Regions from separate parts of the Mus musculus genome. Here regions 1 and 3 are each linked to region 2. Evidence: chromatin loops called from intact Hi-C (ENCODE). Cell type or tissue: heart. All regions are shown on one strand. Links, peaks and the distances in the headings refer to the core of each region. The heading gives the core; the rest is flanking DNA. Region 1 overlaps Rassf8 (Ras association (RalGDS/AF-6) domain family (N-terminal) member 8). Region 2 overlaps Kras (Kirsten rat sarcoma viral oncogene homolog). Region 3 holds the start of Rassf8 (Ras association (RalGDS/AF-6) domain family (N-terminal) member 8).

Region 1 (10,937 bases), core at 1,065-9,064, 550 kb before region 2:
CCAAATATACTCAGCACTGGCAGAGCATCTGGGAAAATTAAATTGGTCACATTTTGGGCTCAAATGCAAAGAAACAGTTATTTATGTTTAGCTACTAGTCAGAAATGTTATAGTAGGACACAACAATTTTCCGATTTCCTTTTTAAACACCAAGACTACTGGAGCTGGGGGCTGGGTGGGTAAGAGCACTCACTGTGCCAACATGGGAATCCCTATAGCCCCTTACACAGAGGCCTGTCATGGCCATTCGTGCCTGTAACTCCAGTGGGGTGCAGGGGGCAGTGTGGCTGCTGGGCTTGCTTGTCACCAGCTAGCTCCAAGCTCAGTGACAGACTGTGTCTCAAAGGAATAAGACAGTGACAGACAGGACACCCACTGAGAGTGCAGCCATACACACATGCACATCACAACACACACACACACACACACAAACAAACACACACACACACACACACACACACAGCAAAAAATGAAACCAAGAGTAACAACATATCTACATTATGAAAACAACCGTTAGCCTCCCACTCCACTCCAGAATACCAAGATAATTAACCATACAGAAAGGAGGCTAAAGCTTTAGCCATTCCATCATGTGATTTGGCAAACCCAGTGCTTCTGCCCATCTGTGGCAGATGCTGACGATGCAAGGGGACAGAGGGGGAGCACCTGTACCTCACGGCCTACAGCCCCATGGTCCTAGAACAGGGTCTCACAGATACACAGTGAGACCTTGTCTTAAAAAAATGTTTAAGCTGGGCGTGGTGGCGCACACCTTTAATCCCAGCACTCAGGAGGCAGAGGCAGGCGGATTTGAGTTTGAGGCCAGCCTGGTCTACAGAGTGAGTTCCAGGACAGCCAGAGCTATACAGAGAAACCCTGTCTCGAAAAACCAAAAAAAAAAAAAAAAAAAAAAAAGTTTAAGTCGGTAGAAGAGTCTTTTGAAAACCACCAGCCAACAGCGCAGCTGATTGAACACAGTGGACAGACAATGGGTTGTTTAACGTAAGAATAATTAAAACTCCTGGATGAAGTCCTTCCAAATTATCTAAGCCAAAGGAGCAGCAGCACCACACACTGTCTCTGTAAGGGCCTGAGAGCTGGGCCACAGCATTTAGAGACGAAATTTGTCTCCAATTAATAAAACCCAACTTATTACAAAGCCTCCAGTGTTGTAAGGATGAGTCTTGGCTGGATCTAGAAATGTCTGAGTGTGTTTTTAAGGATATGATTAGAGATGAGTGGACTACTGGACAGCATGAAGGGTTAAGACAGACCCTGAATGTGGATGGCATCAGTCAGTGGCCTGGGAGCCTGGACAGAAGGAAGGACAGCCCGCAGCGAGCGTCGAGCGCCGCTGCCAGCATGCTTTCCCTGCTTTCTGGCTGCTGCAAGCTCCTACCACGGCTGTGCTCTGCCTCCACAGGCCACAGCAGCAGCGCATCAGGAATGCAACCTGCAAAGTTATCCCCAAGTACAGATCGCTTCTTTGTAAATGTTTATCTGGGCGTTTTGTCACAGTAAGAAAAGCATGCAATGTCTAAACTCTTCAGCAACATTTAAAGCACATTTAATTTTTATCTTGGGAAAGTTGCAGTTGAAGGACAGCTGACATAGTTCACATATTTAGCTGCTTTAAAGGAAAGCCATAGACAACCCAGTCTCTGTGGTGCAGATCTGCAGCTTTTTCTTTTAACTTGTATGTGATCTCTCAGCCTTGGTAGTACAAGAATCTAGATGTTTGCTCTAACAGCTTCTGCAGACACGTAGGATTAATGTTAGACGTGTAATCATTGGTTTTGGAGCATGGCCAAAGAGTGTTCGTATGCTGTCTGATTATGCTGGTACTCCAGACATCTCAAACATTAACAGAATTCCTCAGCTGACGTTCCCATGTGGAGCCTGCTTGGAATAAGCAGAGAAGGGCAAAGGGACTGGGTGCTGATGGGTTCATCTAGCTCTTTCAATGGTAGTAAGTCTCTATGTTTTATGGATTAAAAGTTTCTGAGGCTATGACTAGCAGGAAAAAGTACACTAAAAACTGCTGGGAAGCAGGGTGTGGTGGCTCCTGCTTTTAGTTCCAGCACTTGAGCGTCAGAAGCAGGGGGATCTCTGAATTCACTCTGTAGTAGACAACCAGGGCTACAGAGAGACTCTGGTGTCTCAAAAACAAACAAATGGAAATAAAAATAAGAGCTGCTAGGGAAGGAAATGTTTGAGTTTTGCTGCACATAAATGTAGAAATTTCCATTTTTAAAATTATTTTCCTTTCTAAAAATTATGTATCTGAGAACATTTAGACAGTCACAGAAAAGTATCAAGAGTCCCGGACCCTGTCCTTGGGACACACTCAATGCAAGCAGCTTGTTTTGTATGAACACTTCCTTCCTGCATGATTTTCAACAATCTTCTATAAATGTATGTGATGCAGACTTAATAGCCCTCAGGTACATTAATAACCCAAATTTCTCCTACTTTCTTTTATGAAAAAGATAACATACACAGTATCAAACTTCCTGAAAGACTTTAGAAGTCAGCACATGACAATGAGCACACCATCACAAGGGATGCTGAGACTGATAGAGCCAGATATTGTGTCAGAAGAAGGGCACTGCAAAGAAGCAATGGAGTGGAAACTTCATCTAGACGGTTTCCACATATAAAATGTCCAAGTATCCTAAAACTATTGGTCACTCTTTTCCCATGACATGAGAAGGCTCCATCACAAATTTCCCAAGGCTGCTCACACAGGAGCAAGGTATTTAAATTAAACACAGAAAGATGTCTCACTAAAAACCACTTGCATGTGATTACACACACGAGGCCCATAATAGAGGAAGGCACGTAAGGCAGGTGAAGGTCCCAAAGCACATGCCCAGGGTTTCTCGACATTGCTGAGTAAGAATGCTTCAAGAAGTCGGAAACCTTTTGAACGCAGGCTTGCGGCTGCTGCTGAAGTGAAGTACTCTGTACTTACTGAAGTTTTCCCAGATCTGACCTCTCATTCCCACTGGGTAGGCACCTGCAGGCTGTCTTTTAGTTTACAACACCTCTGACCATCCTTCCTGGCAACAACAAGGTTCTAAATTGCATTACCTGTACATAACTATAGCTGCTGTTGCCTCTGCAATGTATCTGACACTGCCGCTCTCTCATCCTGGCACCTTACAGATCACTTCTGTAGCACTGAACCTTAATACAGACACTCGTAGGAGCTGGAGACATGGCTCCATGGTTAAGGGTACTTGCTGCTCTTCAGAGAATCCTTTGGTTCCCAGCACCCATGCGCTGTGTCTCACACTGCCTCTAACTCCAGTAGCAGAAGACTGGCGCCCCTTCTGGCGGCACTGGAAACTGCAGTCTCTCTCTTTAGGTTACAAAAGGGCACTGAAATACTGTATTTCTACAAAACACTATTAAAATACTGAAAACACACTTAGGAAGTTACTATGTCTTAGGTATCAGAGGAGTGGCTAATGGTCCAGTAACATAGTAAGTATGTCCTGGCATCTGGGATGACCACCTTTTTGTGGTATTATGGGTTGTATTTTATAATACACAGCTGATCCTGATAACCACCCATGCTTCATGAGGAGGAAATGCATTCTTGAGGTTTTGTTCCAGGCTCAACTCCAGAGCTACTTACCTACTGGAACTGAATTTTAGAGAAAATTCAAATTCAGAATCACCACTAGCTTTTAAAAGAAATATTTCTCACTCAAATGATGCTTTTCTATTGCAAGCAGCTACCATGGGAGTTTCTGTTTCTCAATGACAGCCTGGAATTTTGCGATGGGGTCAGTACTGTTCCATGAGAGTTGCAGTCTGCACAGACAATCTGTGTGTGAAAAACACCCAATGCTGTATCTTACCTAGACAGGTAAATTTTAAAAGCCAGTTCCTGAACCCTGCTAGAGCTTTCTTAAAACAGAAATAAAGTGTAAGCATGTGGGCCCTGAGTCCCCCTCTAGGACTGTGAAATGGAAACAATGTGGATATATATTTCCACAGAAATGTCTTAGACCCCATGGCTTTTAATCAAAGATGTTTTTCTCATCTTTTGAATAAGACAATCTTTTAATCACAGGGAAAAACTAAGAATGATTTTAACATTAAGTATAAACCACCCATACCACTGACCTTCATTCTCACAAAAGGATGAGCCATTCACACATTCTATAGGATAATCTGTAACCCACAGGCAATGCTGCCCTTTACTTTGTTGCTACTTGAATTTATTTTCATCTCTGTTTTCAGCAGTCTGGGCCTCCTTGTAAGTTACTAACACCGCTCATTTAAAAAGTGAGCCACAAGAAATTAGACATTGAAAGACTGATGTGAGCCCACAACTGCCAGACAACCAGGCTGCATTAATGGCACACCAACCAAGCTGAGGATGCCGCCCGGTACCTGCCAGACAGCTGGGGCAGACAGGCTGCAGCTAGAGTATGAATCAGACAGTGTAGCTCTCTAGTCAACAGGTAAAACAAACAAACCAACAAACATGTTAAGTTATTGAGGTTTAAGGATTTATCACTAAACAGGAGTGCCAGCTGAATACTACCTGGGGTCTGGAGTTAAGGCTGACTATGCATGCAGGGCATGTGTGGTAGTAACAAGAGATACAGCCGGTAAACATGTAGCCAGAGACATTCACGGATGTGGAATGTGTGCCTGACACAGTCTGAAGTGAGGGGACATTAAGCAGAGGTGACCTGAGCTTTTTTGTTACTTTGGGGCTTATGGTTTTAGCCACCAGAGGTCACTCTTCCCTATTAGAAAGATGCAAGACAACACTGGCAAGGCTCTCCCAGCCGCTGGTTAGAGGAATGAAAGATGTGAGGGTAGATCTCCCCACCCCTTACCGCAGGCAGCAGAGAGCAGAAGACAGGAACCAGCACCAGAGACTAACAGACTTAAGTCCATCACTGAGGGCAGAGGAGAGGCTGTGGAATACTTTCCTGGCAATAGAGATCTGTGGAATAGCTGCCAAGCTAGTAAGATGTAAGGCAGAGTTGGAAGGGCTATCCAGAGTTCTTACTGTATAAATATGGCCACTCCCAGGCATTCCTCAGCTAAAGACTGCAGTGATGTTTAATATTGCTTCATAGAAGTGTAAAGTAGCCAGGGCTGCTTCAGGGCTCCACATATATGAAACCAAATAGAAGGAAGAGCCTGCACTGGTGGGCACTGGTGGGCACTGGTGGGCACTGGTGGGCACTGGTGGTGTGATTCAGAGCACAGGAGTGTGGGATGTAAGCTGAGACAATTCACATTTCTGAAAGCAGCCTGAGTTGAATAGCTAAACCCCATCTCAAAACCAAACCAAAGCAAAACAAAAGCCAGCTTAGTCTATCACTGCGCCTTCAGCCAAATATCCCACCCATCTTACGAAGGGTGAGACAAGTCTACTGCACTGTTTCAGGGGAGGCCTAGATCTGGCTGCAAGCAGGAAGCTCAAGGACGATCTACAGTGCTTCTCGATGACAAGGAACAATTCAGGAAAGACGCCTTGGTTAGCAAGGGGTTTAACCCTGACAACAGTTCCTTGTTTCACCACAAAAACATAAAGAAGGAGTGTGATAGAGAGCGAGCCGTTTCTTCATGAAGCCCTGTTTGGAGTATTGTATCCGGGACATTGACAAGGGTATTGCACATCAGTGTAACCTTGGATTCCTAAAACAACTTCCTCTACTGCAAAAGTAAAGTATGTTCACTGAAAACATCCAGAAAGTAGGAGAGGCTTTGAGGAAATAAAATCATTGCTGACTTGGGGAATGGAGCAGAGTGCAGCACGAACACTTTAAACACACAATTCCCATTGACAGTTCTGCCTCATAATTTATCTCCATCTCTCCTCAGATAACACAGCTGACAGTGTCACCAAGAACTGTGTGCTGCAGGCTGTGCCTCCTGTGTGCCCTTCCCTCACGTTTCCTGAAGTATCTTCCTCTTGGGATGACCCCACAGCATCAATGTTCTGGCCTCTCCTCTGTGCTCTCCTGTCCTGACTGCTCATCCCTCCTCCTATGCCTTCTCCCATCTGTCTGGTCCTCCCCAGCCTCCACTTGAGGATGCTCCCTCAAGGGTTAAGCATGTCTACAGAATCGCCAGGTCTACTTGCCTCTGTCCTTCCTTCTGGTGGCTTCCACTACTAGGGATGTGGTCGCTGATAGGGATGTGGCTGATAAACCTTAATTGATGTACAATAGGTCCTTGATAAAAGTTAGATTTATACTAATGATTAATGGCTTATAAATCTGATTTCCAGGAAGTTCTCTGCTCCAAGGCCGTCAGAACCCTCAGCAGCAGCCTCTTATCTGTGAAGGTCTGAACTCCTAACTGGCAAGTTAGTCATTTAAGTGGGCTTAAGCTGTGAATCCTAAAAACATAACCGATGTTTGTTCGTGTCCCAGGATCCTCCTCGGGGGCCTGCAGCCCTTCAGTCTTTCTTGCTTAAAGTGTAGCGCAGTGAATTGTCCGCATTATCTAGTTTGTTCCTCAGGTTCACTAACATTTCATTTAATCAGCATAAGTTGATTGTGTAACAATTACCACAATCAGTTTGGGACTGTCCTCATTCCCTGGTCCCCAAAGCCTCAAACCTATGAGTGCCCTCTTGCCACTTGCCATGACAGCCCTAGACGAGGCTTTGCGAAGATGAAAATAGCCATAACCTGCTGAATTTGGGGGCAGTGGGGTGAAGCAGGGGCTGAAACATTTTAAAACATACAACTTGATTCATGGCTCAACCTCTTTATGTTGTAATTTATCTCCGTCTTAGCAATAATGGCTCACAGTGCTGCACTGCCTCCTGTGTCATAAGGGCCATCCGGATGGAAACGGATCTAGCAGCATGTGCTTTCCGTGACCAGCTTCTGTGACTTAGCACAACACTTGCCATGTTCATCTGTGCTACGACACATAGAAAACCTGTTGCCATTCACCACTAAGTGTTCCACGCTGGCACTGTGTGGCTGTCAGGAGCACCTCTGTGCAGTTTTACATGGGACTGTGTGCTGCACTTGGACACACAGTCAGGAGCACCGCAGGGCCTTACACTCCCACACTGAGGAACTGTCAGACTGGTTTTCAAAGTGGCTGAGTCACTTCTATGTGGGTATCAGTGGTGATGATGGTTTTCATTAGTTTATCGTTGTATCATAGTGTCTGCTCTTGTTTTTTGTTTGTTTGTTTGTTTTTTGTTTTTCAAGACAGGGTTTCTCTGTGTAGTCCTGGCTGTCCTGGAACTCACTCTGTAGACCAGGCTGGCCTAGAACTCAGAAATCCACCTGCCTCTGCCTCCCAAGTGCTGGGATTAAAGGTGTGGGCCACCACTGCCTTGCTTGCTTTTTTTTTTTTTTAATTATAGGTAGTTTCTTCTGGTTTTGTTTTACACTTCCTCCTTGAGAAGCAATGCCAAACACCTGTCTCTGAAGAAGAGCCCACTCCAAGTCTTCTCCTTGAGCTGACTTAGTCTTGAGCTAACTGTGTTTAAAAACCAACTAGGTTGTAAGAAGTAAGTCCTTTATCAAACAAACTATTTGCAAATATTTTCCATTTCAGAAGAGTTTCTTGTCCCTTTTTTGAACCCAAGTTTTATTTCTGATATCTAGTGTACTCTTCTGTTGCTCTGGAACTTAGTGTTCTATACAAGGAGCTGCTGTCTGCTTCCTGAGGAGTCACACCTTAGCTCAAGAGGTTTTGATTTTTCTTCTTTACTTTAAATCTCTTATTACTTCCATTCAGTCGATGAAGTGAGAATGAGGCCACCTTCTTTCTTTTGCACATGGACACCTACTGGATCTGCAACATGGTCTGTCCTTATTAGGTCTTAGTTTGTTCCAATAATGTTTAATGGCATTTTGTGTCTAGCTTCTATAATTTTTGTAGAATTGCATCCCTAATCATTTTATTCTTTTTCGTAGTGCTTTATGCAAGCATTTTAAATTTATTTTGTGATGGCTCCTCAGTAGGGTACAGAAACACAACTGACTCCTGATCTGTATGTAACAGCAGTCTGGCAATGGATCACTTGGGATTTTCTACACGTTGTTTCCCAGTGGCAGCTCGATCCTTCCTCTTTCTCCCTTCCTTGTCTCATGCATGGCACACCTAAATCTGCTAGGGTGCAGGTAAGCCCGGAGAGGAGAAAGGCTTCAGGAAAACTGGGGCGCGGCAGCTCAAGCCACTCATGAAGCCATATTTTAAAAGACTGAACTGTCTGCAAGGAGGTCAAAGGCAGCCATCTGAACTGGGGCCATACTCAGCCTGCTAGTGCACTGGAAGAGCCTTCTGGTAGGCAGGTTGCCACCTAGGCTTGACCCAGTGTCCACCCAAGGCCTGGTTTCTTCAGAGCGGCATGGGCCATCAGAATAATAGCTGGAGCCAGCCACAGCAAAATCCTGCTGAGTGGTGTAATCTTTCTGTGATTCCAAGTTTTACTAAGAAATTAAAGATACATTGTTTGGCTTCTACTCCTAGTAAAGAAGAAATATATTTGGTCTTACCAAATGGTTTTGGTTTTATTATATTTTAGCACACGACTTACAGGTTTTTTCAGTTCTTGCTGTTTTGTTTTTTATTTTTATTATGTGCATGTGTGCCATGCATAGACACATGCATGTGAGTGAGTGCAAGAGCCTTAGGAAGCTGCAAGCATTGGATCCCTGAAGCTGAAGTTGGTGTGGGTGCTAGGAGCTGAACTGGGGTCCTCTGGAAGAAGAGCTAAGTGCTTCTACAGCTGACCATCTCTCCAGCCTCAATTTTATTTCTTCTAGTAAGAGATGTTATAGTAGGATTTTTTTAACTCCATACACTCAAATATGTTTAATTATTTTTAAATTAAAAGACATATTTTCTAAAGGTGAACAATCTCTAGAGCTGCTTCTATTTCACCAAGAATGAAGTCCCAGCATGGCCATGCCCATTCCTAAGGCTTGTGTGATATTTATGATTTTGTTTTAATGACTACCACAAATAACAGGATGAAATAATATAATGCTTTTAAAACATAAACATTTAAAAGAATAAAAAGTTGTAAGAAATATTAAATATTATTCTTTTCCTTCAAACACTATACTTTTGTTTATGATAGGAATTCCAATCTTTTATCTCCCTCACCTTGTAAAACTCTTATGCAAATGTTTTAATCCCCAGTTGGTAAAACTTTTGCTTACACAAAGGCACATAAGTGACTTACACGGTCGACCTCTTTCTTTCCATCCTTCATTTGCTTTACTTGAGTCATTAAAAATGAGATAATTGCAAGAGACTGAGGTTGGACCCCAGCGAGTGAGTAAAGACAGTTACTCTCTGGGTTAAAATAAAACAAAGTGTGCTTCCTGTCCTGTGTGTTAGCATGCCCTGGGGCTTGTTGCACTCTTCTTGGTAAAAAGAAATTCCCTGATAATCCTGTGTTCTCTTTAATCCTGTGTTCCTTTGTGTGTTAGCAAGATCTGTTTGTTTCTAACAAGGTTCTTCTCCAAGGTTCAGAGTCTACAGACTCCAACCGGAAAGTGTAGTAAGTTTCCTTAGTCCAGAGTAAACTACAGTGCTTAGCAATGCGCAAGCCCTTTACAGATGCGTCAACAGCAATGAGATCAGAGTGAAGGGCTCTGCATCATGAACCATTTGGGCTGTGTTTAGTAGTGGACACTGCTTTCTGTGCTCCGACTTCAACATCTTGCCTCTTCTATGAAATTAGGTCCAGGCTCCTAAATATTTTTGTGGATGGTTCAGCAGGTGAAGTTCTGGCAAAGGAACCCTGGTGAAGACAGGGGAGGCTCTGCTTTCTGACCTGTTCAGCAGCTCATGAAGCAAGGTGGTGTCCTGGGTGTGTGAGCCCTGCAGCAAGGGCAGCTCTCTAGCAGGGAGTCCACAGAAAGCACCTAGGACGGTGTGTTCATGCAGTGTCTCTAGCATTCTGGTAAATTCCATCCGGCTGGGATTTTCCTCTGCCTCGGGACCTTGACCTCAGTACCATAGGATGGAAACTACTATAGTGCAGAATTTAAAAGGAAGAAGATACTGTCACACTGAGTTATGTGGACAGATACATCGAGCTGCTCTCAAACAACTCTCTTTACGAGCAGCCCAGACTCTAGAGAGAAACTTTGGTAATGTTCAGAGATGTTAAACTTTATAATTGCCCAAGAAGTGTGCTCACTCAGGATAAAGCCTACACAGGATTCTGTAGTTCATGAGGCTTTCCCAAAGATCTCCACATGTAGACAACTCTAGCATCTACAAAGACTCCTCTGCCAGGTCCTATGTAACAAGACAGAGTGACAACGTTCAGACTGACTAAGATGAAGAACACAGCTGAGACGCGAGGGTTGCACTGAGGGATTATTAGGAGATCTTAAGATCGCAGGCCCAACAGAAGCAAATCCTTACCTAAAAGACAAACCAAAGCACTAGATCTTAGAATCAGAGATTAGTTAGATAACCTAAAACAAAGCCAAATGAGGAAACAAAACAAAAACCTAACTAAATGACAACAAGACCACTAAATCAGCCTGTGATATCTTCCAAGTTTTCCAAAGTTGAAACAAACAGTGGATGAATATTCCCTCAAAAGAAAACCTCTTGGCTCTGTGAAGGTCTAAACTAAAAGCAGAGAGTCCAGCCTTGAATACTGGGACTGCCTAACAGGCAAAGCCCATGGTGAAAAGAAAAATAACTAGTACTGACAAGAACTTAGCAAACACCAGCTAACAGCAGGCCTTGCAAGCAGCCTGACACTGAGCTGGAGTGTGGTCAGAGTCATGGCCCCTGCTTCTGCGGCGAGTACAGCCAGGTCCTTATTGAAAGATGAAAAGATGAACTATGACTGAGAACAGGCAGAGGACAACTTCAGAACACCACTAGCATGCTATTCATCTCAATCTCATTTACTTTTACAAAGAATATTCAAACAAAATAAGTTCAATTATTTT
Region 2 (10,937 bases), core at 1,213-9,212:
GTATTCTTTCATATCTACATCTCATATCTGCATCTGCATTCTCTTTGTTGTGATTACAGGGCCTAGAGAACCAACTGTCCTTGTAATAGTAAGAAGGCTAAAAAACAATTGCTGTAAAAACGGTTCTAACCTCCTAATCCTGTTCCCTACCACACAAAGTTTTAGGGACCCAAAATTGCTCCTGTACGCTAGCCACACTGTTTGCGGGAGGGAGAGGCAAAGGTCGCATTTCCATGTGATTTCTTTTCATCTATCCCATTTGCCATGGTCTACATTTGTTACAAAACTTGAAGGCAAACAGGTAAGTTAGGTTAGTAGTGGCTCACAGGATGGCCCCAGACAAGCAGCCAGAAAGGATAGGTGGGGCAAAGTAGGGCAGGAGTTGGATGAAGGTCTGATAACAATGGTTTTCTGCCCTTGTGGTCCTGTTACTGAGGGCTTCAGGCACAGGGTAAGGAAGACAGTGTGTTGGAAAAACAAACTGCATTTTCCCCTCTTGGTGCCTGTGTGAACAGTTCTTGGTGGTCAATAAGTAGACTGTATTTTGTGTTTGTTTACACTGTATATACTTACATTGACCTGGAACTATCTATTCTATAACAAAATTGTGACTTTAGTGCAGTTCTTTTGTATCCATTTGTCTCTTTATCTGCAATAATATATGTTCTACAAGGGAAAGGAGATAAAGTGTATATATTAATTTTATTTCAAAAATGTTTGGAAAAGCAGACTAGGAAACAACAGTGTTGTATTCAGGGCTGTTAACTGTATACAGTGCCAGCACTTAGTGCACCTGTTGGGAGTGCAGTGTATTATAAGCAAGGCAGAAGTCACAGAGGTTACTGAGAAACTCTTTTATGTTCTTTACATTTTTTTTCTTGCCAAAAATAGTCTTTATCTCTGAATTTCATTCAATTTTATTTCCTTGTACAGAGGTACTGTTTTTAGTACTCAAAGGATTATATGTTAAAATTGATCTGATCCTATACCAAATATTTAAACCCATTTCCCACAGATAGTTTATAGATTAAAATGCCATCAAATATTATCTTTATTTGCTTCATTGCCTAAATATGTCTTTCCCCAGCACAGTGCAGTTTTGACACCAGCTTCGGCTTCCTATTTTGTTGCCCTTTATTGCAGAACTGCTCTGATGGCTTTAAAACAGTTCTCTGCAGTTGTTGGCTCCAACACAGATGTTCTTAGGCTACCTAACTTCTAACTTTTAATATCCAGTCAACAAAGAATACCGCAAGGGTAGGTGTTGGGATAGCTGTCGACAAGCTCATGCGGGTGTGTCCACAGGGTATAGCGTACTATGCAGAATATTTGTACTGAGTGAAGTCATGATACATTCCTTTGAGAGCCATTAGCTGCTACAAAACAGTAATCTGGCTGTTTAGATCAACAAGCTAAATGATAGAAGATGAAAGTACTGGTTTCCATGTATTTTTATTAAGTGTTGATGAGAAAGTTGTAAGTGACTTACAGGTTACTCTGTACATCTGTAGTCACTGAATTCGGAATATCTTAGAGTTTTACACACAAAGGTGAGTGTTAAAATATTGATAAAGTTTTTGATAATCTTGTGTGAGACATGTTCTAATTTAGTTGTATTTTATTATTTTTATTGTAAGGCCTGCTGAAAATGACTGAGTATAAACTTGTGGTGGTTGGAGCTGGTGGCGTAGGCAAGAGCGCCTTGACGATACAGCTAATTCAGAATCACTTTGTGGATGAGTATGACCCTACGATAGAGGTAACGCTGCTCTACAGTCTGCGTGCGCTTGTAAAGGACGGCAGCCAGCCGCTTTGAAAAAGATATCATTTTTATATTTATTAGAAAATTATATTGAAAGTTATTTCAGTTATATGTGATGTCCTTTAGTTCCAAGGCTTTAAACTGGGTGTTAGGGAACCATAGGTGCAAGAAAGTCCACTTCTCATGAGAGCTCACCACAGAGAAAGAAAGTCCACTTCTCATGAGAGCTTACCACAGAGAGTAAGGTCCAAGATGCCATCCGTGCTTTGTATTTGCATTTTGATAAATAAATTTCATGATTTTGTGAGAGTTAAGAATATAGCTTTGCCTTTGATCTATTCCTGAAAGGTTTGTTGTTGTTTTATGGGTTTGTTGTTATTGTGTTGTTGTTTGGTGTCTTTTAGGCAGGGTCTTACTATGCAGCCCTGACCGGCCTAGAACTCAACTATGTAGACCAGACTAGCTCTGAATTCTCAGAGATCCATCTACCTGCCTCTGCTGCCCAGATGCTGCGATTAAAGATGTACACCACCATGTACAGTGAAAGTTACTCTTTTGAAAACACTTTATTGTTATAGATTACTTGGAATGTTGATGTGATGAGAAAATTTGATTATACTAGGAAAATAGAATCACTTGATGGTTGAGCTTTTTTTTTAAGACTTATTTATTTTATGTAAGTGAGTACACTGCTTCTCTCTTCAGACACACCAGAAGAGGGCATCAGATCCCATTAAGATGGCTGTGAGCCACCATGTGGTTGCTGGGAATTGAACTCAGGACCTCTGGAAAGGCAGTCAGTGCTCTTTTTTTGTTTAAAGATTTATTTATTTTTATGAATACAGTGTCACTGTCTTCATACACACAAGAGGAAAGCATCAGATCCCATTACAGATGATTGCGAGCCACCATGTGGTTGCTGGGAATTGAACTCAGGACCTTTGGAAGAGCAGCCCATGCTCTTAACCACTGAGCCATCTCTCTAGCCCCGATGGTTAAAATTTTTAAGCTTAATACAGTTTGATGAGTAAGATCTTCAGGATTATTTTCAGACAATTTTCATTTCATAGAATCTTAACCAATTAAAGGCCAACTGCTAAGAAATAGAATTGATACCTAGAAGAGGTCTTGAAAAATCTGGTAGTACCTCCTATTGCTGTCAGTAGGTTTAGGTTTTCCTAACCAAAGAAGAGTGTATTTAACCTCCGAGATTAGCAGGAAGGGCTTTTCGTTTTTTGTTTGTTTGTTTGTTTGGTTGGTTGGTTGGTTTTGGTTTTGGTTTTGGTTTTGGTTTTTTAGAGACAGGGTTTCTTTGTATAGCCCTGGCTGTCCTGGAACTCACTCTGTAGACCAGGCTGGCCTCGAGCTCAGAAATCCACCTGCTTCTGCCTCCCGAGTGCTGGGATTAAAGGCGTGCGCTACCACGCCCGGCCAAGGAAGGGCTTTTCACAAGGTAATTGTTCCAGTATTTATGTGTAGTCTAAATATATTAAATTTAATATCAGTGAAGTGTGAAATAAATGTTACTTTGCCTTTGAAATAACCTATTGTTAGATTATTTTTAGGCATCTTTACTGCAGTATGATGATATCCCAATCTTTAGCTTTTCCTCTTTGTTCTAATGTGCCATTTTCAGTTCTTTGATAGGTTCTTATGTATCCCAAGATGGCTCTTCAGGTAGCTGAGACCTAGCGTGCAATCCTGATCATGCAGCTTCCACTCCTTGAGTGACAGGGCTCCATTACAGGCTTTTATGCCTCCATGCTCATTCTAGGCTGTGCTGGGGAATCGAATCCACGCCCTCTGACTTGCTGGGCAATCTTCTACTCTCCAAGCTACATCCTTACTTCATGTACCAATTTAAAAAGAAGAAAAAAAAAGACTTGTGTAGAATTTTGTAGTGCTTCAGAATCCATAGCTATGAAATCTCAAGTAGGTCACAGTGCCCTGGCTTGGGTCTCTTTCTGTCTTGAAGAAACAGTGTGCTGGGTTGGGCTTTGAGGGCAGTGGCGAGCTTGGGAAGGTGATTATATAACTTAGAATATTGAAGGTTGATTAAAAAATTGTTAGGAAGTGTCAAATAATGTTAGTAGTAGTATACCACCCTTCAAAAGATGGTACTTAGATATAAAAATGACTTTTATTTGCTTGTCAAGTTTAACAAGTTACATCAGTGACGTAGAGCTCCTCTGTACTAGTCTTCATACACTGATTTTTGACAGGTCAGCTCAGTGCTGTAATGTAGTTCTGCTTTTTCCTTCCAGAAAGATCAAAAAGGTCATCCATTTTGACTGGTATTCTAAATGCAAGGTTACTTGGCATGTTATACCATTTAAATCACATGTAAAAGGAAGTTTTAATAGAATGCATGTGAAATGTGAACGTTTTCCTGGGATTTGGAAGATGCTTTCAGCAGAAGTTAACCTTCATTTTCCTTGAAAATCTGAGGGGTTCTATTGTGCTTCCTCCTGTTAGTTCAGAAGGCATCCCGAATATCTACAGCATGACGTCAGAGCTGTAGGAGCAGGGTAAAATAGAGCTTAGGAAGCCTTTAGTTCACGTTTGCTAAAATGTAATATACACCTAACAATTCATCATGTATGAAGAAGGTAGAAAAGTCTATAAATTTAAATTTCTAACCTTGATTATGATTTCTGCCATGCCAGAAGACTTGACTCTGGGGAGCACTGATAACCTGTGAACTTTGACCCTGACATTCCCCCAGGTAGTTTAGCAGCTGGAGAAAAGTCTATACCTTCTCTCACAATCTGTGGTGAGTCTGAGGAAACTGACATGGTCCTCTCTTGGTGTGGTTTAGCTGTAAGAAGGGCAAAAGAGCGAAAGAGATTTAATTGACTAAAAATGCCAACTTCCTACATGTACAAAAAGTTTCAATTGAAGAAAAGTGCCAGAGAGAAAATGAGAGCATGGAAGCTGGGTCTGGGGGCAGATGCTACTCGATACTGGGAGGCAGAAGGATTTCCAGTTTAATATCTGCCTGGGTTACAGAGCAGGTGCAAGGTCAGCCTGCACAGCTTAGTGAGACCCTGTCTAGAGTGAAGAATGAAGGAGGGGCTGTGGCTATAGCCCATTGGTGAAGTGCTTGTACTTTGGGATTCCATTACATCTTTACATTTAAAAAATGGCAGGATACTTTTTAAAAATTTAAGTGATAATACCATTACATTTTTTTTTAGTGATTTCAAATTTGTAAAATATTATCCTAGGAGGTGAAAGAGAGCAGTCACTGCTTCTTTGATTTATATCTGTAAACTTGTGAGGTGTTTTAACTTGGCCTAAAGATATTTAGCTAGTTTGAGACTGAATTTATTAAACTTTGTGAAACAAGTGATAATTCCACTACGGTAAGTGAAAAAGTAGTTATCTTTGAAACTAAGAAAATATTTAATAATCTTCTAGTCTGTGCATCAGTATACTGTAACTTGAATTTACTAATGACTGCTTGATGGCAGATACATATAGAAAACTACCATAGAACATGTTAATATTGGAGATAGTGGATATGCGAATCACCTTGACTTCTGAAATTTTTGTCCTTTTTGAAGTGCACTAGTTTTTCAGTTAACTTTGTTAGTGGGAAATGGTTATTGCAATATCATATGAAGTCCTCACACAGCTCAACTAGAAATAGCAAAGAAAGAACTAGCCCAGAATATCAGCAGTTCTGAGTTAAAGCCTTTTGTGCTACATACAGTTTTAACCATTGCTCAGATTATCAAATTTATGTCCCAGTGATAACTTTTATTCTGATTTTCAAGTATGACATAGATTTGTTATGTTACTGTGCAGTATGTTATCTTACTCTTAAGTTGTATTAAAACTTTTTGACTAGAAGTCTATTTTTTAAAAGCAGTTTTGTTTGAAGAAAACTTTCCTCTAAAGCTGTGGCCAGCTCATCTCCCTTTTTTGAGTGCCCTCTAGTGGTAACTTACCTGCTTTTGTAATAAATAACAATGAAAACTCAAGGTTGTTTTTTGTATTTTTAACCTTTAGATGCAACCTGTAATTCTATCAGTTTATAAATCTGCTAACTTTACTTGGGAGTCTTTTATACAGTTGATATGTAAGAGGAAAGAAGGCCGTGTGGGAGAGCACAGGGTGCATTTCCTTTGTGAACACTGGTTGGGCTGAGCTTGTTGGATGAAGGGACTAAATGCTGCAGTACAACCTGAATTTGATTGCTTGTGCTTTATATGTGCCTTTTAGTATCCTTGTTTTCAAAATTCTGATAATATTTGAGTTTATTCAGATTTTTGAACTAATGGTAGTTTTGTTTTTTAAGGAGTACTGCATATTTTATTTTCTCCAAAGTGTTAGTTATCCTAATTCCAAAAGCGTAGAATTTGTAAAATAAGTTTTTGTTTTTATTTATTCCTACTTTAAAAGAATTTTATAATCTTATTTTATCATGAGAACAAAGTCTTTAATATCCTTGTTTACCAATCAAAATAGGAATCTTGAACTGTCAGTTTTCGCTTGTTTTTTTGTGGGTCTTGTCCAGACCTGTTGTGTTTTGACATGGTAAGGAGAACTGCAAAGACCATTTTAAGTCCAGATGTCTGTGGCTGTATAACAATAAGGTGTACTTCTGGGTAGTCATTAAGAGCCAGTGGTCTGAATACCACTTTGTGGTCAGTAGTAGAATGCTTGGTGTACTGTATAAAAGAATTATAATGGATTTGTATAACACTTTCCATCTTATGAAAGGATTTTTGTTGTTTTTAATCCTCACCTGGCTATTTGTCCTGTGTATGATTATATCCATTTTCATCACTGAAGGAACAGTGGCTTGGAGTAGATGGGAGATGAAGTAGTTTGATAAGTCCATACCACAAGGAAGGAAATTCTACAGCTGTCAATAGCTAAAGACTCCAGGCCCTGAGTACCAAGACCTGCATGCCAGGATGTCTTTAGGTTGGGAATTAAAATTACACTCATCTTCTCTACACTTCGTCTCTGTCTTTAAAACATTGAGCTGAAAATCACATAGAACAAAATAACATTTTAAAGTACACAGCCAGTGATGACTAGTTATTTCTTAGGGTTACAACTATCACTGCTATCTGGTTCCAGGATATTTTCATTACACCAGAAAGGAGCCCCATACACATTAGTGGTCAGTCCCCAAACCCTTCTCCTTCCAGCCCCTGGCAGCCACTAACTACTCTCTGCTTGCATGTGCATTGTCTTAATATGTCATTTAAAGGAATCATGTATCATTCAGTGTAGTTTTTGTGTCAGATATTTATTTATTTAGTCTCATGACAGGATTTCTCTTTGTAGCTCTGTCTGTCTTGGAACTTGCTTTGTAGACCAGGCTGGCCTCGAATTCTGCCTTCCAGGAGCTGGGATTAAAGGTGTGTGCCACTGCTGCTTGGCCTTGTGTCTGATTTTTACATATTTCCAGAGTTTGTCCTTGTTACAATATTAGCACTTCATTCCTTTTTATGGGAAGGTAGTTCTCTCTTGTTGACATTCCACAGTTTGTTCATCCATTCATCAGTTAATGACATTTGGGTTCTTCTTTAGAGCTCTTTTAAATAACAGTTTTGTTGTGCATTTATGTTCAGATTTTTTTGTGTGACTATCTCTTCTAGTTCCTCTGAGATTGGCCAGGTTTAACTTTTTGAGGACTAGCCTAGTCACTGTTGAGAGCATCTGTACCTCATCTACATTCCTGCTAGCTGCCTGTGAGGGCAGCTGTGCCAGTTAGACCAGCTAAGTGTTCTCCATCCCTACTGCTTTGGCCACCTTAGTAACATTCTCTTGTCTTCTTGTAAGGACTTCATTATTCCTCAGTTCCTCCTTCTCCCCCTTTGGATTTTGACACTTACTGGAGTCAGCAGTGCACTAGATACTTCCACACTGAGAACTTCATATGGAGAATTAATTAGGCATGAGAAGACTGAAAAGACAACACTGAAATACAATATAACATCAAGAAGTGGCTACCACTCCTGATAGTCAGGGATTGCAGCAATGATTTGGGGGATATTGTAATTAAAAATTCAAAGTCTTCACCTGCAACTATCGCTGGTACCTCTGAGTGTGTGTGCTGAGCTGAAGCAGTATCTGGAAGGGCAAAAAAATAGCTCTCCCGTTCCACAGTTCATTCCAATGCTTGCAGTCAGGTTGGAGAGTCTGAGTGCCCCTTCTTACCTAGAAACGTTTCAGAGGTGACTGGACAGTGTAAAGTGCGGCTCTTAAGAGCTGTGTTTAAGACTCTCGGAAGCTGGTTTTTGCTTCATTGTTACTCTCTGCTATTTGCCTTTATCTTCACTAAGCTAAGACCAACTGAACTCTTTGAATCTACAATACTCAGTGTGGTATTTCATGTTTGTACGTTTTCTCTGCTCCTGTCTTGAGTGACCTTCTCTCCCCTGTCTTTAAGTCACATAGGCAAAGTTGACCTCTTGTATGGTACCATTCCACTTTGTCCTGCTTAGTGTTAACATTTATTTCTATTTGCTTAATTGCTTAAATGCATTTCTTTTCCACTGGATCTGCTTCCTCCATATACAGATTGAGCTGGTTGTGGTGGTACACACCTGTAGTTCTATCACTTGGAAGAGTGAGGCAGGAGGATTTTGAATTTGAGAACAGTCTGGGCTACATAGTGATACTGTGTCAGAGAAAAAAAACAAAACAAAACAACAACAACAACAACAAAAAACCACCAGGCAGACATGGTAGTGCATGGCTTTAATCCCAACACTTGGAAGCAGAGGTAGGTCATCTCTGAGTTCTAGATAGCCTGTTACACACAGCAACTTCCAGGACTACATGTTTCAGGGAAAAATAAACAAAACAAAGAAAAAGAAAGATAAAACAAATTTTTTTGCTATCTTTTTGAAACTATATACAAATTGAGTATCTTACATGAAATGTTTGGAACCAAACATTTTTCAAATTTAATTTCCTAGGATTTTGGAATGTTTGTGCAAATTTTACTGGTTGGACATCCCTAATCCAAAAATTTAGACTTTAGAACATTTTTGTTTTAGATTAAGGAGCTGTAATACCTAGCCCAAAATGGGACCTTTAGGATTGCAGTAACTATTCCTGGAGTATATAGCATAGTAGGTAGGAATGAATTTATAAATCTATTAGTGTACTTCACATTCTCTCCTCTTTTGCAGTTGTTGGAGTTTTTTAAGAGTGTCATGTACCCTAGGCTGGCCTTATATTGAATTCACTAGACTCTGACCTCAAACTCCTGGTCCCCATGCCTCAACCTCCCAAGTGAGTTCTGGGATTACAGAATGTGTCACCCAAGCCCCAGCCTTGGCTCTTCAATTCTGTTGTGTTCTGGTATTAGTCATATCCAGCCGCTGTGCATATTTCTAGCTACCTTTGAGAACTGAGTGTACAATCTTTATAAACAGTGGTATGGAACACATCATTCTTCAATGGATTTAAATATTTAGAAAGGTAATAATATAAAGTGCTAGACCATAAACAGAGAAAGTCAATTTCATAATTTTTTCCCATAGGTGTTACTAAACAGTAAAAAGTACTTGTAATACATGCTAAGAAAACAGCAAATCACTGCAGAAGTAAATCCCCAAATAACACATGAGCTGATATTTCAGCATCCCTATTCATAACAAAAGACAAAGGCACAGCCTGAAGGTAGATTGGATAAGACAGTACCTGTAATAAGCTTATTACCCTGTTTGCATATAAGTAAGGGCTCAGTACACATCAGCTGCTGTAATTACTATTAATAGTAATAGGAGTCCTTTCAGTGAAAGCCTCATTACCTTTTAAGTTTCTGTTCACTGTTGCCTGTCTTCCCAAGTTGATTATTCTAAAAAATGAGCATACTAAATATAATTGAGTTGCACTAGAAAACCACAGGCCTTTCTGGTCATTGAGTTTTTCTTTCCTTGAGTGATCTCCCACCTCGACCCCAATTCCTCTTAATGGTTCTACAGATAAAGTTTATGTTCATTAAAGCATAAAGGCCGGCAAACAAACACTTTTTAAAAAGCCATACAAGTTAACAAAAAAGATACAAAGGAGTCAAGGCATAGCAGAAGTATGAAGATTCAAAAAGTAATATTCCTCAAATAAAACCACAACCATTTGTACTGTATGGAAACATTTTCTCAAAATAGAAACACAAAACTTTTGTTAGTGATGAATGGGTGTGTTCTCAGTGCTGCTTGGGAAAGCGATGTAATGCATGGCGTGTGTGCACCAACTTTGTCTTTTTTTTTTTTTAATATTGAGTTTTCTCAGGTAGCTCAGGCTAGTATTAAACTCACTGTACAATAGCTCAGACTGATCTCCTCCCTCTCTGGGATTACAAATGTCTGGCTCAAAGTCGGGCTGTTTTGTCATATCTTAGCAGTTGTTCCTCAATTGATGTCATTCTTCATGGTCTAAAATTTAAGATACTTGAAAACCTTAAGATACTTGAAAAACCTCAGCTTTCTGTCTTATATGTTCTAAAATAGTTATATTATTCTAATTGTGTCAACATAATATGATTTGAATGAAAGTACCATATATTAAATTTGTTAGAATTTGTAATTAAAAATTACTATTGCCATATTAAAATTTATGGAATCTTTTAAAAATTTATCTTAAACTTATACTTAGCTTTAGAAGACACTTAAAACACTGAAGAAAGCCGGGTGGTGGTGGCGCACGCCTTTGATCCCAGCACTTGGGAGGCAGAGGCAGGCGGATTTCTGAGTTCGAGGCCAGCCTGCTCTACAGAGTGAGTTCCAGGACAGCCAGGGCTATACAGAGAAACCCTGTCTCGGAAAAGCCAAAAAAAAAAAAAAAAAAAAAGAAAAGAAAAAACACTGAAGAATATTTAAAGCTGAACTGTTTAAAAAAACAAAAACAAAAAAAAACCTTTCTTGCAAACTAATAAAATGAATAAAAATAAAAATGTGGTTTCATTTCAGATGAGCAGTGTCTTTAGTACAATCTTTTAAAAATTCTGTTGTGTTTGTATTAACATAATTGTAATTAAAATTACATTTAGGTTTTTCATATTTGCATGTATTTATATTAAATAGATGCATCCATTCAACAGATATTTACTGATTCCTGCAATATTTAAGACTTAGCACTGCTACTTTTCAGTTCAAAGCATGTTGGGGGTGGGCAGGCATGAGTTTAATGAAAATACATGGCA
Region 3 (10,937 bases), core at 1,983-9,982, 510 kb before region 2:
GCCTCTGGTCTCGGGAGACTTTCATGCAGACAAAGCTGCTCCACTTTTGAAAAAGACGCCACACAGAACTCCCACAGCAAGGGCATTACTGGCTATGGAGCTTCAAAGAGCCTACTTCCACTCCTTGAACTGCAACGGGGGACTGACTGCGAGTGAGCTCACAGCCTGCTTAGTCACTTTGAACTGAGGAACAAATGAGCCAACAAGAGCCCCTCAGAAGCTCACCTGTTTGAAGCAGAGTGCTCCAAAATTACCACACAAAGGAATAGAAGCAGGCATGCCTATAGAAAGACTAGCTCCCAGGGAAGTGAGCACCCCTACAAGGGACAAGCACAGCCGGGCGGTTTTAAGGCTACTGGGCAGAACCTTTTATTCGCACGAACAAACAGGGTGCCTTATTAGGCATCACTGCAAGACACCTTCATTTGGTCCTGCTCCAGCTGTTAGGTACACAGGATGGGTGAGATGTGGAAGGAAGATGAAGCAGGGAGGCAGGAGAGTCACCTGCCCATGCTAGGGCAGGACACCAGAGCCTACAGTAAGAGCAAGACCAGAGACAGGTAGGTCCTAGGTGACAACCTATAGAAATGATCCCTGACCGTTTTGACCACCGGGGCCAGCTGGTGAGGAGCTGCCCGCTTTGCTTTCTTTATCTGTCAGGCTCAGTGCACTGCCTGTCCTCAGCTGTGTGACAAGCAAGGGGACAGTGCTGCACTTCACCTGGCACCAGTCATATGAAGCTGTGCTCTCTACAAAGTACACCAGTGTTACTGGCGGAGAGGTAACATTAAATACGCTGGCTTATAAAGAATAAGTCCTGTGTACATCCCAGAGTTTGAGTTAACCCTGCAGGCACCCACGGAGCAGGGCTTTCTCCAGTCAGCAATGCGTGCAGGGTGACATCAGGTGAATGGTCACGGTCTGTGTGAGAGACGACAAATTTGGGCTGTGGGGAAAGGAGAAGGACCCTTATGCTGTGCATAAGGTAGTCAGAGCGGGGTGGCAGAGACAAGGAAGCAGGAACATGAGGCCCAGTATGCCATGGGCCCGGGTAGGAACTAAGGAAGAAGTGGCCACGTGCATCCTGAAGGCCGGCCATGTGGCTGGGCAGGCGGGATCTGGAGCTCTGGAGGAGCAGATGAGGAAGGACAGCCATGTTTCAATGTCAGAGCAAAAGCAATGTAGAGCAGAGGTTGTCCCTCTTGGGTTAAACTTCAGAACTGGGTAAGTTCTGTACTTCTCAGGAATGCAAACGCAAAGAGAAAGGCTCATGACGAGGCATCTTGAGAGGAGCTCAGAGAGCCCACGGGCAACCTACTGCCTACAAAGAGAAGAGGCTAAAACACTCAGAAACATGTAGAAAGACTCCCTCCTTGACCACCCACCTCCCCCACTAGTCCACAGCAACAGGTACTCTCTGCATTTTCTCTGCTATATCTCCAACATGGAAGGTGTGTGGTTTGTTTAGATAAGCGAACAAATGCGGGGAGGACGGCAACTAGGAAGAATGTGTTGAAGCTTGTTTGTTAAGAACAGGACTCAATCAAGTGTAGTCCTGGCTGGTCTGAAACGTGCCAGGTAGATGGGCTGGCCTCAAACTCACAGAGATCCACCTGCCTCTGGACTACAGGTGGGCAGCACAGTGCCAGCTAAGAGCTATTTTAAGACAAAGACAGGTCAGACTGTGAATGTTGCCAAAAGTTGGCCCCATTTGGGCTGACAACGCCTTCACAGGTCTTGGCGTGGAGCCTCTTAACAGCCGAGCCATCTCCTTACCCTGCCCTGGGATTCCAACTGAAGTGCACACTTTCTCTAGCATCTGCCTTGAGCTCAGTAAAATACAACAGAGGAAAGGAAAGATAAAGCTAGAAAAAAAGAAAAAAGAAAAGAAAGGCATGGATTTAGGATGGAAGACAGAGGTTGCAGACTCTGACTGACAAGCAATAACAGATCTGTGACCTGCTGTGACTGCATCATTGTAACAACAGCATCTCACTGCTGAACCGCATCCTAAGTCAAATCAAATACAACATAAAAGAAGCTTTGAGAAGGAAAGGTTTCCATATGGTCACAGTAAAGAGACCAAAAGTGTTATTAAACATGCCCCAAACATATAATCAAGAACGGGATTCAGCTTCCATTCAGCTAAGAATAGCCACTGACTAACAGACAACTGACTTCAGAGATGGGGCAAGGGAGAATTTATCAGACAAAAGCACTCTAATAAACAATGTGAGAACAACTGAATTTCTATATGTAGAAAATAAGCCTGGACTCATAATGCACAGTTGTATAAAAATTAACTCAAGACAGATCATGGGTGTAAATCTAAAACCTGGTGCTATAACACTTTTAGAAGAAAACATAGGGACATACAGTTATGAGTTTAGGTTAACAAGTAAGTCTTGAGTACCACATTATAGAAGTACCACCAATATAAGGAAAAAAAAAGAAAAAAACCTCATAGGTTAGATTTCATGGAAATGTAAAACTCGTAGAAAGTCCCCACACAGTCAACGGCAGGCCTTGGACTGAGACACTTTGGCAGAAAATCTATTTGATGAGTGACTGCACCCCAATACACAAAACCTCTCAAAATTCGATCTTAAAACCCAGAAAGAATATGAACAGGGCTAGAGAGATGGCTCAGCAGTTAAGAATACTTTCTACTCTCACAAAAGAGCAGGGTTCAATTCCCAGCACCCGTATGGTGTCTCGAAACCATCTGTAACTCCAGTCTCAGAGGACCCAACACCCTCTTCTGGCCTCAGAGGACACCAGGCATGTGTATGCTGCACAGACACACGAGCCAGCAAAACATCGATACAAATAAAATCAAATAAAAGTGAATTTAGAGATGTTCAACATCAATCATTAGACATGTGTCAATGAAATGCACCAATGGACACCCAAACGCTTTCTAAAAAGAGACTGATTATACCAAGTGCAGCAGCAAGGCAGGAGTGTGTTACATACAGCAGAGAAGGTGCAATGGTGGTGCACACTTGCTTACAAACACCCTCCCCCAGCCCCTTCCCCCAACTCTGGAGGTGGAGGGAGGCAAGAAGGCCAGTTTAAGGCCAGGCAAACACTGCAAAGAAGCAAAACAAATGTAAAATGGTAGAGTGTGCTCAGAAAACATTTTGGCATTTTCTTTAAAAGCTAAGCTCACAAGCAAAGGCAATAGCCCAGAAGTCTATCAGCAGATTAGCAAGTTGAGATACATTTGAACAGCAGGCATGCATATGGAATGTTTTTTTGTTTGTTTTTAAGAACTGCCCTTGGTGTCCCAGGCTGCCTTGGAACTCAAAAGCAAGGGAAGATGACCTTGAATTTCTAATCATCCTGCTTCTACAATGCTGGAGACTAAGTCAGGCTCTTGTATATAAAGGCCAGAAGCACTCTACTACCTTGCTACCCCCGCCCCCGGCCCCACTGCTTCAAATACCAACACGAGTGAGAAAAATAAATACCAACATGAGTAAGACAGCACAGCAAGGATCCCACTCAGTTCACATCCTAGAAAAGGCAGGCTTCTACCGGACAGAGAGCAGAGGGGAGTTTGAAGGAGGGGAGGCTGGGAAGAGGATGCACTATCAGAGAGACACGTGGGGAGGAGGACGATGGATAGGCTGTGTGCTGGCGGTGACAAGGACTTCACATACCTGAACCAAAGCCTGTAAAACTGTAGTCACGCACGCACAGCTTACTTCACTGCAGTTTTATCTGAGTAAAGTATAAGGCTGGCAAGACAGCTCAGCCAGCCCAGCTCACTACCAAGTCTGTGGACCTACTGAGGAGGAGAACGAGGACTCGCACAAATGTCCTCTCATCTCCACATGTGCGATTCACACATTTACACAAAGCAGTCAATAGTAATATTTAAAATAAGTAAATACATGTAAGAAAAGTCACCACACACATCAAAATAAGGAAGCTAAAATACAAAACAGACCCTAATACATCCAGTAATACAATCTCTTGCCTAAATGGCTGAGTTTTAACTCAGAGTCTGACACTATGCCTAACCTATTCCACAATGGTATTTCTACAACAGAGCTGCATATATTATAAATCTATTCAACTATAGTAAGAATATTATTTATATTCTTATATAAATAAAAATAAATTCTTAGCCGAGCATGGTGGTGCACGCCTTTAATCCCAGCACTCGGGAAGCAGAGGCAGGCGGATTTCTGAGTTCGGAGCCAGCCTGGTCTACAAAGTGAGTTTCAGGCCAGCCAAGGGCTATACAGAGAAACACTGTCTCAGAAAAAAAACAAAATAAATAAATAAATAAATAAATTCTTACTTTACTTTGCTGACTAATGTCTACCCAGTAAGAGTATAGAATATATATTTATATTTGAAAAGATCATTTCACTTTAACTGATTTTCCAATAATAAAATTACTACACTTAATGATAAATTTGATATAGCACTCAGAAGCCAGTGATAATCATCAAGAAAGACAATGCATATGTCTACATGAATAAAATATGGAAGAAAGTGATTTTAACTTCCCTCTTGTTATAACCTACATGTGTGTATATATATATGTGTGTGTATATGTACATATATGTATATGTATGTATGTATATATATATATATATATATACATATATATATATATACATACATATGTAAAAACTGAATGCTTACTGAAAGTAAGCTACAATGCATAAAATCCGGACAGCTCTAAAATTAATTATGTTGAACTTGATGATAAAAACCTGAATGTATAAAACATACAAACAATTAAAACCAACCTGCATCTGACATTTGGGCTGGAAATAAAAGGTAATAAATGGTACTGGTGCCAAGACACTCCAGGCAACTGTCCAAGTTCTAGGTAGCCAGTGGGCATATACACCTAAGAGACCAAAAAATTACAAGGGTACCCAACCACAATAATGTCTACAGTGGTGATACAAATGTCCTGGGGCCCAGAGATCCTGCACAAAGCAAGTCACATGCCAGATGCCTTCCTAAAACCATTCCTATTCTTTCACTCAGGAAAGTCTGAGGCCTTATAGAAGGTACAGTTCTATCTTCAGTGGGAAGAAGAGCGAAGAAGGGGACCAGATTCTCTGAATAAAATGAAGGCATGAAGACCTAAGCAGCCTTTTCCTGACCATGTCCTGGTCAACCATGCCCTCCTCTTGGGCCAGCGTGGGGCTGGGCATGCCGCAGGAGCTCAGAGGATCTGTAATCTCGTTCACCATCCCAGCACAGAGGGGGACCTAGAGGCCGTGTGCAGAGGACTCCCTTCGGAAGACAGCAGTAGATCCAAAGTCCTTGGTGCATTCCCTGACCAACAAAAAAGAAGCTGGGTCACATGTGCTCCAAGGGGGAGGAGATACTGAAGGAAACACACTGACTTAAGAAAAAGTCAGGAGACAATGCTGAAGATTGTAAGAACAGAGAGCACCTGCAGCTTGAGCAGCAGAGGCATCGCTGAGCCATGAGACACTGAGTCAGGATTTTATGTGGGGCAACCACACTACAGAAACAGCCAACACTGCTTTACACTTGCTTGGCTATGGAAGGTCATGCCTACTTCTGCTAAAAAAGACTTTAGTGAGAAAGGAAAAAGAACTTCCCCACCTCTAGGTGGCTCCTGTTGCTCCTCTCTAGAGTTGGCTCAGATGGCACTTGGTGATGAAAATCACACTCGGCGGGACACCACTGGGCATCCTTAGACCCTTCCCTCCTTGGCCTGTGGCAGCTTCCCCAACCTCCTTGGGCATCTGGCACTGAGCAGTCACACCATCTGTCTGGCCCACAACCACGTGACACTGCAAAACATCAGGCACAGCAGAATTCATATTTCCATTCTGTAATCCTGTTCTAATAAGACACAGTTGGTTTAATGCTGTATGTAGTTAGGAAAGCAGAATGTGTACCATAGAGTATCACAAGAGCAACACTAGTTAAAAGTGTCTCATTAGCATGCGTTTTCCACAGACCAAAAATGCATTGTTTTTACCTGATACTTAAAGGCTGTTCCAGATCATCCACAAAATTAGAACACAGAAGGGCTAGTTTGGCTTTTCTGACACAAAACACAAATATCACAGAGCATAAATGTCCTGGGTGTGCCGATCGGTGCCTGAGTGCTTTAATCCCAGCACTCAGTAGGCAGAAGCAGGCAGATCTCTGTGAGTTTGAAGACAGACTGCTCTATGCAGTTTCAAACGAGGGTATACATGAAAAGTGGATACTACACCACTTTCTCTACTGAGCACAGCTACGTACACTAGGACCTGGAGAGTAAAGCAGGCACTACTGCCCACAAGGGATGGAGAAAACAATAAAATACAGTATAATTATAAATTTTGACAGATTAAGAATGACTGTCATTGTGGAAGAAGTAAGATGGGTCTAACGGATGTGAAAACAGTGGACAGAGAAGACTTCCATAAGGAAGCATACTGGAGCTAGTCCTCAAAAGATGAGGAATTACTCAGGAGCTGGGAAAATGGCCCTGAGGCCAGGCTGCTGGGGAACTGACCTGTATTCTGGGAGATGTGGGTGAGGGGCTGGGGCCTCAAGAAACAGCACAAGAAGGCCTGCTGAGGATTCTATACCATACTCCAAGGATTCTTGGGAATCTTGAAGGCCTGAAGAAGAAATGGCTTTCTTTTTCAGGCTATTGTCAAGAAAACAAGCAGGAAGGGGCAAAGGAGACCGGCAAACTTAAGAGAGGTCAGAGTGGCTTGAACTAAAGGACAACATGGCAGAGCCTGAAAATCAAACAGGTTTGAGAGCTACTTTGCTGGAAAGATAGCCAGTACTTTGTGGTCAACTGTTTCTGAGAGCTGATGGACAGAAGAGAGTGCAGAGTAAGCAAGACACTTTGTTTGGATAGATGCGTTCGGAAAAGGCAAGGAAGAGTTTGCAAGTCTGGATGGCACAGACAAAGTTCCGGAGAAATGGGAGATGCTGCCATTGTAGACGAAGATGTGCCAGGCACGCCTGAGGTGCCTGTCCATCATAGCTTTCCTGATAACAGTAGTATCCCCATCTTAAAGGCAGTGAATTTAGATCACAAAGCTAGAGAAACGGGGACCATTCTTGGCTCCCTGGATGCTGACAAGTCTGGCTAGCTGCTAGGAGGCATCCCTCCCAAGTCTATAGAACACTAGGAACTACTTCTACATTAGGATATTTAGGACTGAAACAAAGTAACAGCCAAGAAGAGCCAGTAGTTGATACATTGCTCTTTAATTCAAATCCTGTATTTATAATTTCTAATGTTTCCTATCCACACCTCAACCCTATTCCACCTCCACCTAGAATGAACTTGGCCAAGTTTTGAACACTTGCAAATTTTTCTGGGACTTCAACATTTTATAAATGGACAAAGCCGGACTGCCAAAATTAACTCCAACAAAAAGAGCAATGATACCCTGCAGTAAACAATAGTTTTACTCCCAAATTCTATGAAACAACAGAAAGTCCAATAAGAAACAGGAAACCTTTTCTTAAGAAATTAACCATTTCTCAGAAAGCAAGGCACTCAGGTCAAGCACTAACATATGCCACCAAATACAAAGGCTATAAAAGTGAGCACGGAGGATTAGGATTTTAAAAGTCATAAGCTTTAAAACTCTAAAGACAAAAATGCAAAGAAAAGCAACACAACAACCCTGTATGATGCTAAATCTACAATTTCCAAACAGCTCTAAAAAAAAAAAAAATGCAGAATTCAGGTAGTGTGACCCCAGGAATGGCATGGGCACCTTCGGAACTGAGTCTCTCCAGGACACTGACACTAACTGAAAACCTTTCCTATCTGCACAGTCAGCCCCGTGACTTGGCTCCCTCTAGGGGCTCTCTGCTGTCCCCCAAAGCTCCTGTAGCCCAGAAACAGGGCTTGATGGCAAAGATCTCAGTCCATTATGGCCAATTGAGCCCGGTACGGAAAGTACCATCTTGAGACTCTTCAAGGGAGGGGTGACTGATTGGGAGGATTTTTAGAAAAGATTTAATTACCTACACTGCAAATTACACTGTGTTGAATCTGATCCTCCAGTAGAAGAATCATCAAAGCGTGTCCAGTCTTCTTAAATGGAGTATTGGCCGTGTGTACTTTTGAGGTTTAGGGGTAGCTCCCCATGGAAATATATACGATCACAAGAACCATTAACATGACCACTAGAGGATAAAGCACAAACCACTTCCCAAACTGCTAGCGCAGTTGTCCGGAGCCCTGATTCCTGGGTTTATCAGCACCCCACCCCCACCCCCACCCTGCAGTGGGCTGACATTCCCGATTGCCTCCAGCAAAGAACAGGTTTTTGGGTTTAAAAAACAAAACAGGAAAGGTGCCGGTTTTCTGTGCCTCCAAGGTACGATCACAACCCCTGGCAACCACAGATTAAAGACTTTTAAAGAAGAAAGAAAAACTACCTACACCCCCACACACATACACATACACACACACACACACACACACATACACATCCCAAAACTGGGCAGAAACGCAGAGATCACCACATATTTAATATACTTCCCTGGGACAAAACGTGTCTCATGAAAAATGGCTGAGCACCAATCTACAGTTAGGTATCTAAGTGTTCGTCCCTGCTGTCAGCGGGTTGGAGGGATTTTTTTTTTTTTTCTCCTTAACGCAAGGCTTTGATGTGTTGGCAGAGCTGACCTGACAAGCTGGAGTAGGCTAGGAAACGTGTCCTGCATATTTCCTTCTGTGCCTCCAAAGATTAGGACCAGAACTGACTGCGATTAAACCCTACCTAGGATCCAAGGGCTTGAGCCCTTGATGCTGTTCGATGCTGGGAAAGTAGTGGTTCCGCAACCCCGGGCAGCTCGGCGATGCTGAAATGAGCAACCCAGCCCCTAGCTGGTCTCCGCCGCCCACCACCGGGCCGCAGCGGCCTCGCACGCCAAGCCCCCGACCCTTAAAGTTGAGCCTCCTATGATTGCCCTCTGCAAGTTTCCAGGGTGCAGGACGCAGCCAACTTTGCAAGCCGCCTCTGGGCGACTCGCTTCCCCGGAGGGGCTGGCCACCGGGGAGGCAGGGCGGCTACGGTTCAGACAAAATGCAGAAGCCTTCCAACCGCCACTTTTCCTTTTCCAGAGGGGAAGCTCTCCCTCCAGGCGAGCATCCGATTTCCATCTGGAGAGGGAGAGGGCCGACCGCGCATTCCCCTCGCCCACAAAAGTGGCCTCTAAAGTCGCTCGCCAAGGACACCGGGAAGGAGGCGACCCCGGGCAGGGCCAACTTTCGGGAGGCGAGGTGAGGGCGCGAGGGTGACAGCGGCGCCGCGGGGGGCGCGGGCCGGGAAAGTTGTACTTACTGCGCTCGCAGCCCGTCCTCGTAGTCCCGGTGCACGGCCCTCGGCGGAGGCCCGGCCCGCCCAGGCTGAGGCGGCGGCTGAGACGGCCGCGGCCGGCGGCGGCGGAGGGCGAGCGGCGGGCCGGGGCTGAGGAGGCCGGGCCGCAGGGCGGCGCGCGGAGGGCTGAGCCGGCAGAGAGACGCGCGGGGAGGGCGCACGCCGGCCTGGCCCGGCAGGGAGGGCGGTGCGCAGCGGCGCAGAGGAGGAAGGGCGGAGGAAGGAGGGCGGGACCGATAGGGCCGCGGAGCCCCGCACAGGGGCGGGATGAGGGCCGCCGCGAGAGCGAGCCAGCCGGGGAGGCCGCGCCGGGGCAGGGAGGACGAGGTCTGGGAAGTGTGGTGGGGGGCCGAGGAGGCGGGGCGGAGGGCCTGGGCGGGTGGGGCGGAGGCCGAGGAGGCGGGGCCAAGGGCCAGGGAGGGAGGGGCGGAGGGCCAAAGAGGCAGGGCGAACGGCCCGGGAGGGCGGAGCGGAGGCCTAGGAGGCGGAGCCAAGGGCCAGGGAGGGAGGGGCGGAGGGCCGAGGAGGCGGGGCCGAGGGCCGTGATTGCAGGTGGGCAAGGGAGAGCAGGGTGCAGAGCTGGAGAGAGCTGGATGCAGGGCTGAGAGGGGGGCGGGCCGAGGGCCAGGGAGGAGGGCCAAGAGCCAGAGGCTCCGCCCCTTTTCTGGTCGCGGCGCTGGAGAGAGGAGCAGTGTTATACCCCTCACCAGCTCGGGTTACAGCGGCGGCCCCGCCTGCAGACAAGGTTCGGGACAGCGCGGTGCGGCTTTGTGGGAGGCGCTGAGGCCGGTGGGCCGGAGCCTGGCTGAGGTTAAACATTTCCTCCAGTCGCTCGCAGGCTTGGGGTCGCCAGGCCAGTGAGACCTTGCAGCTGACCGCTCTGCGTCTGCTGACAGGAAAGAAGGGAGAAACGGCCCAGCCTTTCCAAGGACTGGTTTGAATGGCTTTTCCTGTAGAATAACTGTGAATTGATGTCCACCGCAGCAACCAGTGATGACCGTTGCAAGTGAGGAGAGATTAAAAAAAAAAAAAAATGAAGTGAATGAATCGAATGTAACAAAGGTTTTAAAAGAGTTGGGATCACTGGAAAGAGGATTGTCACAAGTTCGAGGTCAGTATATGTTACCCTAGCAACAAGCAGTATCAGACCTCAAAGAGTGAATCATATATTATTACACACACACACACACACAGAGAGAGAGAGAGAGAGAGAGAGAGAGAGAGAGAGAGAGAGAGAGGCAGGAATTTTGCCAGAAATTCAAGAACAGCCTGGGCTACATTCTTTGGTTCCAGGGCATCCTGGGCTACAGAATGGGACTGTCAAAAAAGAGAAAGAAGTCTAAGTCGAGCATTCTCCAAGGCATAGTTTGGATTGCTTTTCCTGAGTAGCTGTGATTCAGCAACAGCACCCCCACCTCCCTGAGCAGCAGGCCATGATAGAGGCAACAGACAACGAGGGGAAAAAAGGCAAATGAATCAGAGGTGAGTAACAAAAGTTTAGAAAGAACTGGGCTCAGATTCAAAAAATGCACCCACACACCTTTAAAAATAGCTTTTAATCAGCAAAGGACATCGGAA

What was found. Hi-C counts contacts between places; a loop is a spot of excess contacts. Peaks named below come from ENCODE experiments on the same cell type or tissue, not always from the same donor. Only the 100,000 strongest peaks of a DNase experiment are listed, where the experiment ranks them.
Region 1: a loop joins it to region 2, with 2.0 times the contacts of the local background. A loop is called at or near these places in 2 of 42 quality-filtered maps.
Region 3: a loop joins it to region 2, with 2.6 times the contacts of the local background. A loop is called at or near these places in 2 of 42 quality-filtered maps.

Annotation. Positions count from the first base shown.
Region 1 is chr6:145,787,283-145,798,219 of GRCm38, reverse strand. The region is part of intron 1 of Rassf8 (Ras association (RalGDS/AF-6) domain family (N-terminal) member 8); the gene reads right to left. Among named protein-coding and RNA genes, the nearest start is that of Gm15704, 44 kb to the right of the region's middle. In heart, for the core only: CTCF peaks have their summits at 1,458, 3,345 and 4,742 (motif pointing right); a DNase peak (open chromatin) is centred at 4,819; H3K27ac peaks cover 2,094 bases.
Region 2 is chr6:145,237,517-145,248,453 of GRCm38, reverse strand. It overlaps Kras (Kirsten rat sarcoma viral oncogene homolog), which reads left to right. Exons shown (of 5, transcript NM_021284.6): 2 at 1,638-1,759. The coding sequence starts at 1,649. Among named protein-coding and RNA genes, the nearest start is that of Kras, 7.2 kb to the left of the region's middle. In heart, for the core only: a CTCF peak has its summit at 5,703 (motif pointing left); no DNase peak of the experiment used is centred there.
Region 3 is chr6:145,745,353-145,756,289 of GRCm38, reverse strand. It overlaps Rassf8 (Ras association (RalGDS/AF-6) domain family (N-terminal) member 8), which reads right to left and starts at 9,503. Exons shown (of 5, transcript NM_027760.3): 1 at 9,324-9,503. It overlaps Gm15704 (a long non-coding RNA gene), which reads left to right and starts at 7,916. Exons shown (of 4, transcript XR_869590.3): 1 at 7,916-9,262; 2 at 10,256-10,470; 3 at 10,653-10,841. In heart, for the core only: CTCF peaks have their summits at 5,625, 7,843 (motif pointing left) and 9,524; a DNase peak (open chromatin) is centred at 9,569; H3K4me3 peaks cover 3,046 bases; H3K27ac peaks cover 2,755 bases.